Linked DNA regions of Homo sapiens: region 1 is linked to region 2. Evidence: chromatin contacts called from ENCODE Hi-C or POLR2A ChIA-PET data. All regions are on one chromosome and are shown on one strand. Each heading gives the region's core, a stretch centred on a gene start or an enhancer-like site at or near the end of the contact. The rest is flanking DNA. Distances are from core to core; before and after follow the strand shown. Region 1 has its middle 61 kb from the start of DSP. Region 2 has its middle 37 kb from the start of LY86-AS1.

What was found. Hi-C counts contacts between places; a loop is a spot of excess contacts on that map. ChIA-PET counts read pairs that join two places held with the same protein, here RNA polymerase II (POLR2A).
Region 1: a loop to region 2 is called in a map of posterior vena cava, with 5 times the contacts of the local background. The contact joins two enhancer-like sites. A Hi-C loop is called at or near these places in 1 of 168 maps with a recorded cell type or tissue (posterior vena cava). POLR2A ChIA-PET finds 5 or more read pairs at or near these places in 2 of 52 experiments (AG04450 and OCI-LY7).

Annotation. Positions count from the first base shown.
Region 1 is chr6:7,477,605-7,483,049 of GRCh38, forward strand. It overlaps the pseudogene HNRNPLP1. Among named protein-coding and RNA genes, the nearest start is that of DSP, 61 kb to the right of the region's middle. Within about 2 kb of position 2,392, at least 4 of the 41 ENCODE cell types and tissues checked have a DNase peak (open chromatin) inside an H3K27ac peak, as active enhancers do.
Region 2 is chr6:6,657,122-6,662,962 of GRCh38, forward strand. No RefSeq gene overlaps it. Among named protein-coding and RNA genes, the nearest start is that of LY86-AS1, 37 kb to the left of the region's middle. Within about 2 kb of position 1,935, at least 8 of the 41 ENCODE cell types and tissues checked have a DNase peak (open chromatin) inside an H3K27ac peak, as active enhancers do.

The DNA of each region.
Region 1 (5,445 bases), core at 1,142-3,641, 820 kb after region 2:
CATGGCTTTATGCTAGATAGATATGGATTACAAATGGGAAAACTGCTTTTGGTTTATTTGTTGTATACCTTTTGGAGAAAAAAAGTGATTCTACATAAAAATACCAAAGGGGCCGGGCATAGTGGCTCACGCCTGTAATCCCAGCACTTTGGGAGGCTGAAGCGGGCAGATAACGAAGTCAAGAGATCGAGACCATTCTGGCCAACATGGTGAAAGCCAGTCTCTACTTAAAATACAAAAATTAGCTGGGCATGGTGGCGCACGGCTGTAGTCCCAGCTACTCTGGTTGCTGAGGGAGGAGAATCACTTGAACCCAGGAGGCAGAGGTTGTAGTGCGCCGAGGTCACGCCACTGCACCATCAGCCTGGTGACAGAGCAAGACTCTGTCTCAAAAAAAAAAAAAAAAAAATACTAGAGGGAAATAAACTACAAGTGTTAACAGTGATTACCTTTTGGTGGAGGGATTAGGAGTGATTTGATTTTCTTCATAACTTTTCATATTTTAAATATTTGTGATGAATAATACTAATTCTATAATCTGAGAAAAGATGCTATTTTTAGAATGCAAAAAAAAAAAATATATATCGAAAAGAGGCAGGATGCCGGGAGTGGTGGCTCATGCCTGTAATCCCAGCACTTTGGGAGGACAAGGCAGGAGGAGTGCCTCGGCCCAGGAGTTACAGACCAGCCTGGACAACACAGCAAGACCTTGTCTCTACGAAATACAAAAAAATTAGCTGGGCATGGTGGCGTGCACCTGTGGTCCCAGCTACTCCGGAGGCTGAGGTGGGAAGATCACTTGAGCCCAGGAGTTTGAGGTTATAGAGAGCTGTGTTTGAGCCACGGCACTCCAGTCTGGGCAACAGACGACTGAAAAAGAGAGAGAGACAGAAAGAGGGGCAGGTTTGTGTTCCAGTGCAGTGACCAAAATGACCAAAATGAAAACAAACAAACAAAAAAAGATACTGGGTGATAACATCGCTTCATCAAAAACAAAAAATGTAGAAGATTATACTGGTAGGAGCAATATTCAGAAATAACACTGAAGACCTAAAAATCACATGCCATGCTTAACCTTGTCACAAACTAGGGGTGGTCCTAGGCATTTTCTTTAATGTATTTATTAATATATAAAATCTAGTAATAATCAATCTGAAAGAAATGGTGTGATTGTGAGTCAGCCCTGCACACATTGCCCCTAGAAGAGGAAAATGACTTGCCCAGGTTTGTACAGTTATTATCTGCATTTTTCTGATCATGTGATATTAATTTTCTCTTGAAACTTGAAATTATGAGGTAGAAAGTGCACTGTGAGAACAAATGTTGAGTTATGGCTGCCGGAGCTCCAAAAAATTGAGTTATAATTCTTTTTTTTTGAGACAAAGTTTCACTCTTTTTGCCCAGGCTGGCTGAAGTGCAATGACATGACCTCGGCTCACTGGAACCTCCGCCTCCCGGGTTCAAGTGATTCTCCTGCCTCAGCCTCCCAAGTTGCTGGGACTATAGGCGCCCACCACTATGCCCAGCTAATTTTGTATTTTTAATAGAGACAGTGTTTCACCATGTTGGCCAGGCTGGTCTCGAACTCCCGACCTCAGGTGATTCGCCGGCCTTGGCCTCCCAAAGTGCTGGGATTACAGGCCTGAGCCACCGCACCTGGCTGAGTTATAATTCTTAATTGTGACATTTTTATTGATGAAAAGAAAATGATTTGATGCCTCTGATAAGAGACTGATATATTCTAAAATAAAGGCTCATTACTAACTGAAATAGAGTTTTTAAAGTTTAATTTGGTAGGAGGGAAGTAATCTCTTAAAAGATATGGCTGGCTATTCTTAAATTCAATTTTAATGAGTATTTGTGGGTAACGAGATAGATGGAAATGTGTTTTGGGAATGTATTCTCATTTTCAATACGATTCCCTTTTATTGATCTCATGGGAAGAGGGCCTGCTTTCCCTTGTATGAAATTTCTAGACAAAAGAGACCGGGTGCTGTGGCTCACACCTGTAATCCCAGCACTTTGGGAGGCCAAGACAGGTGGATCACCAGGTCAGGAGATCGAGACCATCCTGGCTAACACTGTGAAACTCCGTCTCTTATACAAAAAAATTAGCCGGGCGTGGTGGCGGGCGCCTGTAGTCCCAGCTACTCGGGAGGCTGAGGCAGGAGAATGGCGTGAACCCGGGAGGCGGAGCCTGCAGTGAGCTGAGATCGCGCCGCTGCACTCCAGCCTGGCAAGAGAGCTAGACTCTGTATCAAAAAAAAAAAAAAAAAAAAAAGAATAAAGTGTCCGTCCTGCAAGTTGCTGCCAGTGCAGGCAGGTCAGGGAGTCTGCTGCCGCTGGTAGGGAAGACAAGCTTGCAGCTTTCCACACCCATTCCTGAATTGCGAGAAGGGAAACTTACCCAGAAGCTGGAAGGAATCCAGAAAACATGAGCAAACCCACAGCTTCTCCGTTGATAGAAAGGCGTGTCCACTCATTTCTTACGTCTACTGAAGCCTTGAGAAGATTAATTGAGGGTTTGCCTGCCTCGGAGGCATTTCACCTGGGCAGGCTGTGTCCTGATCAGCAATGTTCTAGGCTGTCAGGACAGACACACACTTAGGCACTACGTGTGTGAAATCTCAAAACCGCAGCTGCTGACCTAGGATTTTGTAGACACTCTCCGCTCTTTAGGGCCAGAGAGCCCCAGCAGTGAAAAGCCCAAGGAAGGTCTTGTTTTCCTTGTCATGTCTTTCAAATAAATTAGGGAGAATGAGCACAGCTAAATTTGAGAAATTATTGGCACAGCCGTCAATTAAATCCTTCAGATAGAAAACACATTTTTCTTTTCTTTTCTTTTCTTTTTTTTTTTGCTGTGTTTATTTTCCAAACAATTTTATTGAAATGTGCCAAGAGTACATGGGCAGCACAAATGTATGAACAGGAAAAAAAAAAATCACATGTACAATAATTTTTTTTTTTTTTTTTTTTGAGATGGAGTCTCGCTCTTGTTACTCAGGCTGGGATGCAGTGGCACGATCTTGGCTCACTGCAACCTCCGTCTCCCGGGTTCAAGCGATTCTCCTGCCTCAGCCTTCTGAGTAGCTGGGACTATAGGCGCCCGCCACCACACGCGGCTAATTTTTTGTATTTTTAGTAGAGACGGGGTTTCACCGTGTTAGCTAGGATGGTCTCCATCTCCTGACCTTGTGATCCGCCCACCTCGGCCTCCCAAAGTGCTGGGATTACAGGCGTGAGCCACCGCGCCCGGCCCACAATAATTTTTTAAAAGTGAAGAAGTGAAGGTTAATCTTGGGACAGATCAGGTCCCCTCTCGCTCCCCCTGCAGACTTCCAGCGTTTCCATTAAGGTTAAGCCTCTACAAACCTAGCTTTCAAAAAAAAAACAAAAACAAAAAAAACAAAAAAAAAAAAAAAACGAAAAATGGCATAAAGGGAAGAGAAATGACTTCCTGCTCTGATGGGACTCTTCCTAGCCACCTAATTAGGAGGCATGCTGAGCGGTGGAGAAACACAGCTTCAGAGTGTAAGGTATGGACCACTTGGGTTTTTCATCTGGTAATGGTTCAGGAAGCCCCGAGCCTCCAGGGCATCGCTCTTGGATTCCCACTCCAGCAGTCCAGAAGAGCTGCGCTCACTTTTGCCTGAGAATACTTTCACAGAAGATGGCCGCTTCACGCCCAGCTCATCTCAGATCTCAAAGAAGTTGTCAGTCACCTCCAGCGGGGCGTTGAAGAGGTGCAGCACGTTGCTGGGGTGCTGGATGCGGTTCTTCCCTGCCCGCTCCAGCGAGGGGAACCGATTGTTCGGGATTCACTGAAGTCTCTGTAACTGCAAGACGTGACTTCCAACCCGCATGACTGACAGGGCATGATGGCTGGCTGCTTGGAGACAGACATTCAGCTTCTGCCCAAACATGAAGTTGTTGCTGAGGTGGGTAGTGGCCCGGTCCACAGTGTAGCCGTCAGCCATCTCCACCATGGCGGTCCCCGGCTTGCTTTTCATGACTTTCACCTTCTCCACATTGCTATACAAGCAGAAGACATTGAAGACTTGGTCACAGTTCATCTTAGACTGATCCAAACTGTAGACCATGAGGACAGGGCTGTCGGGGTGAGGGCCATGCTCGGGTGGTGGGGAGGGGGTGGGGGGTGCCCATACTAGGGGCCGTTGCGACTTGGGCCCCAAGGGTGACTCCCCCTCACTGGTGGACCCGTCCTTCTCCCTTCGTAGTGAGGTCGCGGGCTGGGGGGCCATAGCCCTCATCATGGCAATGGGTGTGATACCCACGGTGGGGCCCTCCATATTCTGTGGGGTGATCTCCCAGGAGAGGGGGCTGCCTCTGGCGTTTGTTGGGGTTGCTGCCAGGGTCACCTTGTCCACTGAGATTGGGGTTTGTGTAGTCCCAAGTATCCTGATCATTCTTGAACACATTCAAGCGTGTAGGCTTCGTGTATTTGATCTTCAGAGTGCAACAGCCGGAATAGATTTCAGCCCCATTGAGTGAGGCCTTGGCCCACTGGGCACTTTGAACACAGTCAAATTCCACCATGGCCTGAACTCCATTCTTCCGGAAAATGGCAATTCTCTGGACAGGGCCACAAGGATTACCGATAGTGTAAAGAACATCCGTGGTGATCGAATAGATGGGGTTCAGGATGGTAAAGAGAAGCACACTGTTCACGCTCCGGATCATCCGAGTTCCCGGGGCGGGAGATCTTCTGGCTGGTAGAGTAGTTGACAAAAGCTGGGTGACCGGCAATATGTATTTGGTTGTCGGCTGTGTAGTTCACTGCGTTGCAAGCCTCTAGCACATCTTCAAACTCCACCAGTGCTTGTCTCTTTTTAGACATTACCATCACATAGCTGATGAGTCCAAACTCCTGCAAGGCCTCCACAATGTCAGCTTCCACCACACCATCAATTAGGCCCCTGATGTGGACAACTGGGGAGGCAGAGGTTTTGTGTGGGTCATCACAGTTCTCCTTAGAGATTAGGCTTCCATCAGATGGAATTCCCCACTCTAGAGGACAAGGCCTCTGCCCACCCGTTTCTGCTCCCTCAACCGCCCACGAGGCAGGGCAGGAGACACATTTTTCTTTTATAAAATCTGAGTTGAGAGCCCATCTAAGATTTTTCAGTACCTTTTGGAGTCAATTTAAAAATCCCACTGCAAGCCAGGTGCGGTGGCTTATACCTGTAATCCCAGCACGTTGGGAGGCCAAGGCGGGCAGATCACCTGAGGTCAGGAGTTCAAGACCAGCCTGGCCAACATGGCCTTGGCCAGCCACAGCCAACCCCGTCTCTGCTAAAAATACAAAAAATTAGCCAGGCAAAGTGGCACGCGCTTGTAATCCCAGTTTCTAGGGAGGCTGAGGCGGGAGAATCGCTCGAACCCGGGAAATGGAGGTTGCAGTGAGCTGAGATCGTGCCATTACAC
Region 2 (5,841 bases), core at 685-3,184:
CCACCTCGGGTCTCCTGGAATATTGCCTTTACCCTCAGACAGTCTGTCCCACAATAGCAAATCATTTCAGTAGCTGGAGACCTCACATCCACACTGTCCACAGTACAGAAGGCAAAAGAGACCTTTATCCCAAAACCCTGTTACTCATTCTGATTAGAATGGCTTGGGTCACATGACCTCTCCTTGTAACCACAGCAGACCAATCTGGCTCAACTCTTATATGATAAAGTTGTGAGTTGTTTTTCGGTTGCCGTGGACTCCAGGTTGAAGGTTATGTAACCCGAGCATGCCCAGATGAACCAAGTATGCGACCACAGGGGGACCTCAGTGCAAGACTGAGGAGTGGGAACTTAATTAAGAAGTGAACACGGCATGTCAGGATCCAGGATCCAATCATATCAGTTTCCAGCATCACCCCATGACGGGATCCAATCAGATCATGCCTCCCAGCATCACCTCATTGCAAGATCCAATCAGATCATGCCTCCCAGCATCACCTCATTGCAAGATCCAATCAGATCATGCCTCCCAGCATCACCTCATTGCAAGATCCAATCAGATTATGCCTCCCAGCATCACCTCATTGCAAAATCCAATCAGATCATGCCTCATGACCCCATGCTTATAAAACCTGTCCTAAACTCCAACTTGCAGAGACAGGTTGGAGTGTTTCCTCCTGTCTCCTTGCTGGTAGACTTGCAGTAAACCTTTTCTTTTCTTAAAAGCCAGTGCAGTGGGATTGGCCACAATGCACATTAGGCAGTGAGCCCATTGCTGGCTCAGTAACATCCTGACCAATCACTTTGACCCTACCCTGATTGGCTTAGCCTATGTCACATGCCCCACCCCTAGACCTGGATCAGAGTTATTCCCACTGGAACCACACATATCCTTAAGTGGAAACTGGGGAAGTTGCCAAGGGGTAAAGGGAGAGGAAGGGCATGTTTCAAACTAGGCCAAAGGACATGTCCAGATCATGTCTCGAATTAGGCCAGTTTTAAGTTCTAATTCTCTCCTAGCTGTTCACTGGGCAAGTGACTTTTATTGTCTAAGCCCCAGTTTCCTCATCTGTAGGTGCTGACCATAATAATAGTACCTATCTTGTAGAGACAGTGTGAGAATTAATGAGAAAATGCATGTAAAATGCTGAGAATAGGGCCTGGCACGTCACTCAATAAAAATAAGTCATTATTATGTTAAGGTGGGTGTTCACTTGCAGTGCTAAAGCCTCTTTTCCTAATTTACCTCTCCCATCCTCCTACATCATCAGAGCAAACAATCCTAGAAGCCCAGCCCTCACCCATAAGCCCACATTCCCTTCTGGGTCCTGAGATGGTCCCTTGGCATCTTGATTTCTTCTAAGTGTAGCTAGTTTTATTAGACCTGGCATGGGGGCATGTTCCCTGGGCCATGAACTCTGAAAAGAATTTAAGGAAAACATTTGGATACACCTTTCTGGCCCCCAAACAGAAACAATATAACCAGGCCAAAAGGGCCTATGAAAGAAAATGTGGGCCAGGTGTGGTGGTTCACTCCTGTAATCCCAGCACTTTGGGAGGCCGAGGTGGGCGGATCACTTGAGGTCAGGAGTTCGAGACCAGCCTGGCCAACGTGGTAAAACCCCGTCTCTACTAAAAATACAAAAATCAGCCTGGCGTGGTGGCACATGCCTGTAATCCCAGCTACTCAGGGGGCTGAGGCAGGGGAATCACTTGAACCCGGGAGGCAGGCAGAGGTTGCAGTGAGCGGAGATCATGCCATTGCACTCCAGCCTGGGTGACAGAGCAAGACTCTGTCTCAAAAAAAAAAAAAAAAAAGAAAATACGTGTATTTTTTTAATTAAACTTGTTTCCTGCACACAAAGACACACACCCAATGCCTGCATAACTAAATGTGACATCTGCAAATGTAACAATTACGTCTGCCTTCAGGAAAGATAATCCAAAATAGCTAGCACGAGAACAGAAAGGGCCACATCCTGATGACAACCCAGACTCGTTAGAATGGCGGAGTTTATTATCTCAACAGTTCAACTGCAGGTTTGAATTGGCCGTATTTTTCTCAATCAGCAAAACAAGTTAGTCTACCTAATTTTCCAATCATTTTATCAGGCAAGCAGGGGTCCTATAGGGCTTATAAAAGAGTTATTTTCATCTAGTTTGTAAATGTCTTCAGTTACTTAGTGTGGAACGGAAGCCTTCAGCTGCATTCAAATGCTCTGGCCTGAAATATTCTTCTCCCCTTGCGCCCAGCTTTCTTTTCACATGTGACACAAAACCACCTCCTTTCCTCCAGTGGTTTGGTCTCCTCACTTCTGTGGAAAAGGGTATGTATCAATGTTCCTTTAGCCAAAAACAATGATACCTTCTGCCAGCTGGTATTTTTCTGGATTTCCCTGAAACCCACCCAAGGGTGGAAAAACAGAAAATATCCCTGCCACCGAAGACTTTATCATATCATTTCTTTCCTTTTCTTCACTCAGAAGTGGTAGAAGAAAATTCAAGAAAGAGCCAGAGAACATCATTGACATAATCAAGGGGATGCAATAAGGTTTCCACATAAACTACAAAGATTAATATATGTGAGTGCAGAAAGATAACATCTGAGAAGGCAGAACAACCACCATGATAATAATAATTGTGTAAAAGCTAACAACGATTTGTGCAGGCTCTCTGCGCCAGCATTGTGCTCGGCCTGCATCTCAATACTTCATCTCCAGAACAGCCTGTGGGTGCGTAACACAATGGTCCACGTGATAGAAGAGGAAGTCTGGGTTTAGAGAAATTGAGGAACTGGCCTAAGGTTCCCCAGGCTTGTGAGCTCCATCAGTGAGCCAGGATTCAATTCTGTCTCACTCCAAATCCAGGCTCTTTCTACCTAATGTTGCTTGGCTGTTTGGAAAGACACCATATAATAAAGAAACACTTCATGGTTTTAGTTGCAGGCTTGCAGAATGTGTTAACTCAAGCAGCAAATGAGCTAAAAACAAAGGTAGGCTAATGACAGTTACATTAACTCAATGATGACAGCACAGAACAAAAAGGGATCATGAATACTAGTCAGTTTCATGATTTGTTCATGCTCTTCCACAAAAGCTTTTGGTCACTCACTGTCAAACCCACCTGGGTGAATGTGCCATAAGCATAATCTGGCTTTTTCACTGTTTTCTTCTTTCCCTTCGTAAATCTTTAGTCAGCACCTACGGTTTGCTGAGCATTGTATTAAGCACAATACATCAAATATAAAAAATAAATAATATATAGTATAATCCCAATTCAAACTCAGCTTATCTTTTAGGAAAAGGGAAGAAGAAGAGTACCAAAAATCTCCTGTGATGGAGAAACCATGGTAAGCAGCACAAGACAAGAACAAAGCACTGTGGGGGGCTTTGAGGCGGGGAGGACACGTGGCTTGGCTTCACGGTAGAAGGAGGGAACATGCTGGCCCTTGAAGGTTGGCTGGGACACTGGAGGTCCTGGTGCCTACATGTTGTGGACAAGCTCCTGGGGGCGGAGGCAGAGTGGGAGGAATGGCCTGGGGTCCCAGCTCTCTCCCTAGCCCCTTGGTTTTGTGGCAGAGCCTCCTGCAGAGAGAAGCAACAGCTAGGAGCTAACTTTATAAGGGATTTGGAGAAATACCAGGGCACCTGCAGCATTTCATGGGGTCCCGGTGGCAAGGTGGCATAAGGGCAGGAGGGTAGGGCACAGCATAGCTTGTTCCATGAACCTGAGGGGACCCAGAACACAGAGGACGGAAGGCCAGCAAGGCATAGACCCAGGCCCCTTGCCACCCCGGTGCACACCAGAGCAGAGAGACTCTGTCTTCATGTACCTGAAGCGGCTTGGACAGCAGCCCCAGGAAGAGGGAGCTAAAGGGTGAAACGGGAAAGAACTGTTCTTGAGCTGACATGAGGCTTCCAGAAATAAGCAGGGTAGGGAGTGAGGAGAAACTGAAGATTCTGTAACATGCATGTAGGGTTGTAAGTCAGTGATTTTTAATTATGTTATTATTGCTGAAATGTCTTCATATGAACCCACAGACTGTTGACACAGAAGAAATTCCTATTTCCCTGGTGAACAGGTTTTCCCTCCCTTGAAGCCACCCCAGAATGGGGATCCCATTTCCTTACCAAGCACCCCACCCCAGCTCCTTCTGTTCCCCCCACTGCCGTCTGGAAGGCCACGCGCACTATTGTAACACCTGCACTATTCCTATACTGTTGTTTTCCCCTCTGCTCTCAGACAGACAGGCTGCATTGCTCGCGATCCTCCAGACAACAGACAGGCTGCATTGCTCGCGATCCTCCAGACGATAAGTGTAAGAACCTGTTGTCTGTTCATATTCTGGACTGGAGCACACCCCCGAACCCCCACAGTACATCCATTGACCTCATTCCCAAAGCAAACTGGGGAGGGGGGGAGACTAAAGGAGAAGAAGCTGGAAGCTCAAAGTAATGTACAAAGTATTCAGTGTTTAAATATACGACAAAATAGAATTTGTAGAGGATTGTCCTAGCAACCCAGACGAAACATATAACTAACATTTATTAGCCAGTTACTTAGAGCTTTATTGCATCCCTAACTTTCTGGCTCCATAAAAACCACATATGGTCTTGACTTCAGGTGCATAAGCTGAAAGCCATAGAGTACGAGTGCAGGCTAGCAAGTTAACTGGGTGGTGGTAATTTAGCTAATGCCGTGGGAGTACACATGAGGGTTGCCAGAGAACCAGGCTCTAATTGTGTAACAGGGACTCGTTGGCAGACTTCCAACTGGTAGAATGGCCTTTGTTTCAAAAGAAACAAATGCTGCCTCATGCAGCCAGACCCAAAGACCATGCTTGGAATTACCTCTTGCACAGATGGCACCTTGTATGAATTAGAAAAAGGTGCCCTTTCTGGGTGGAACCTGAGTCAGTGGCAGATGACTGAGTAAGCAGATGGTATGTTTGTGCAAAACAAAGAGGTATCCCAAGACACGCAGCCTGGGCAAGGGAGCATATGCTGGATTTCAGTCCCCACTCTCCCCTTGGTCAGGGGTCCTTGTGCAGTCCACAAGCTACACAACTTTACCCAGCAGCAAGGGCTTTGGAATCTTTTCTTGCCATGTGGCACATGTTGATGAAAGAGGGCTAAGTATTCTGCCTTAAGAAGACATCAGTCTTTCCTGTGGATAGATGTTCCCTGATCTCATCAGGACCCCACCCTACTCAACCTCGACTTGTCACTACCAACCATCCCCCAGCCTTAATCAGGAAACATCTCAGCTAAAAGCGATTCTGGAGGCAGAACTGCTAAGTGAAACAAACACATTGGCTTCCCTTCTAATCTTGCTTATTCCTGTCATTTTTTATATATACTTGGAACTGTCCTTGTTCAATTATAACAACAAAAAGTCATTAACGCCCTTGCACCATAACAGGCGTGTTCTTTTCCAAATAAAACGACTACTCCATCATTTTGGGATATCACTCCCTCGAAGCAGCTGTGCTTCTCTGATGCCCACGCTAATTTAAGGGCCCCTCTTTGAAGCCCCTGAAGCACCCTGGCCTTGCCTTGCCCATGGCAAGACACCAACCACACTCCACTATCATTGCTTGTTGATGTGTCTGTGTCCCTAACTAGGACATGAGCCACCTGAGAGCAGAAACGGGATCTGTTCACCTCTGAACCTCTGAACAAATCCCCAGCACTTGGTTTAAAATATTAGTTGAATGAATGGCCTAAGGAAGAACAAGAACATTGGATTGTGTGCTGTATTAATTTCCCAGAGCTGCTGCAATAAAGTACCACAAAAGGTGTAGCTTTAAACAACAGAAATGTATTGTCTCATCGCTCTGGAG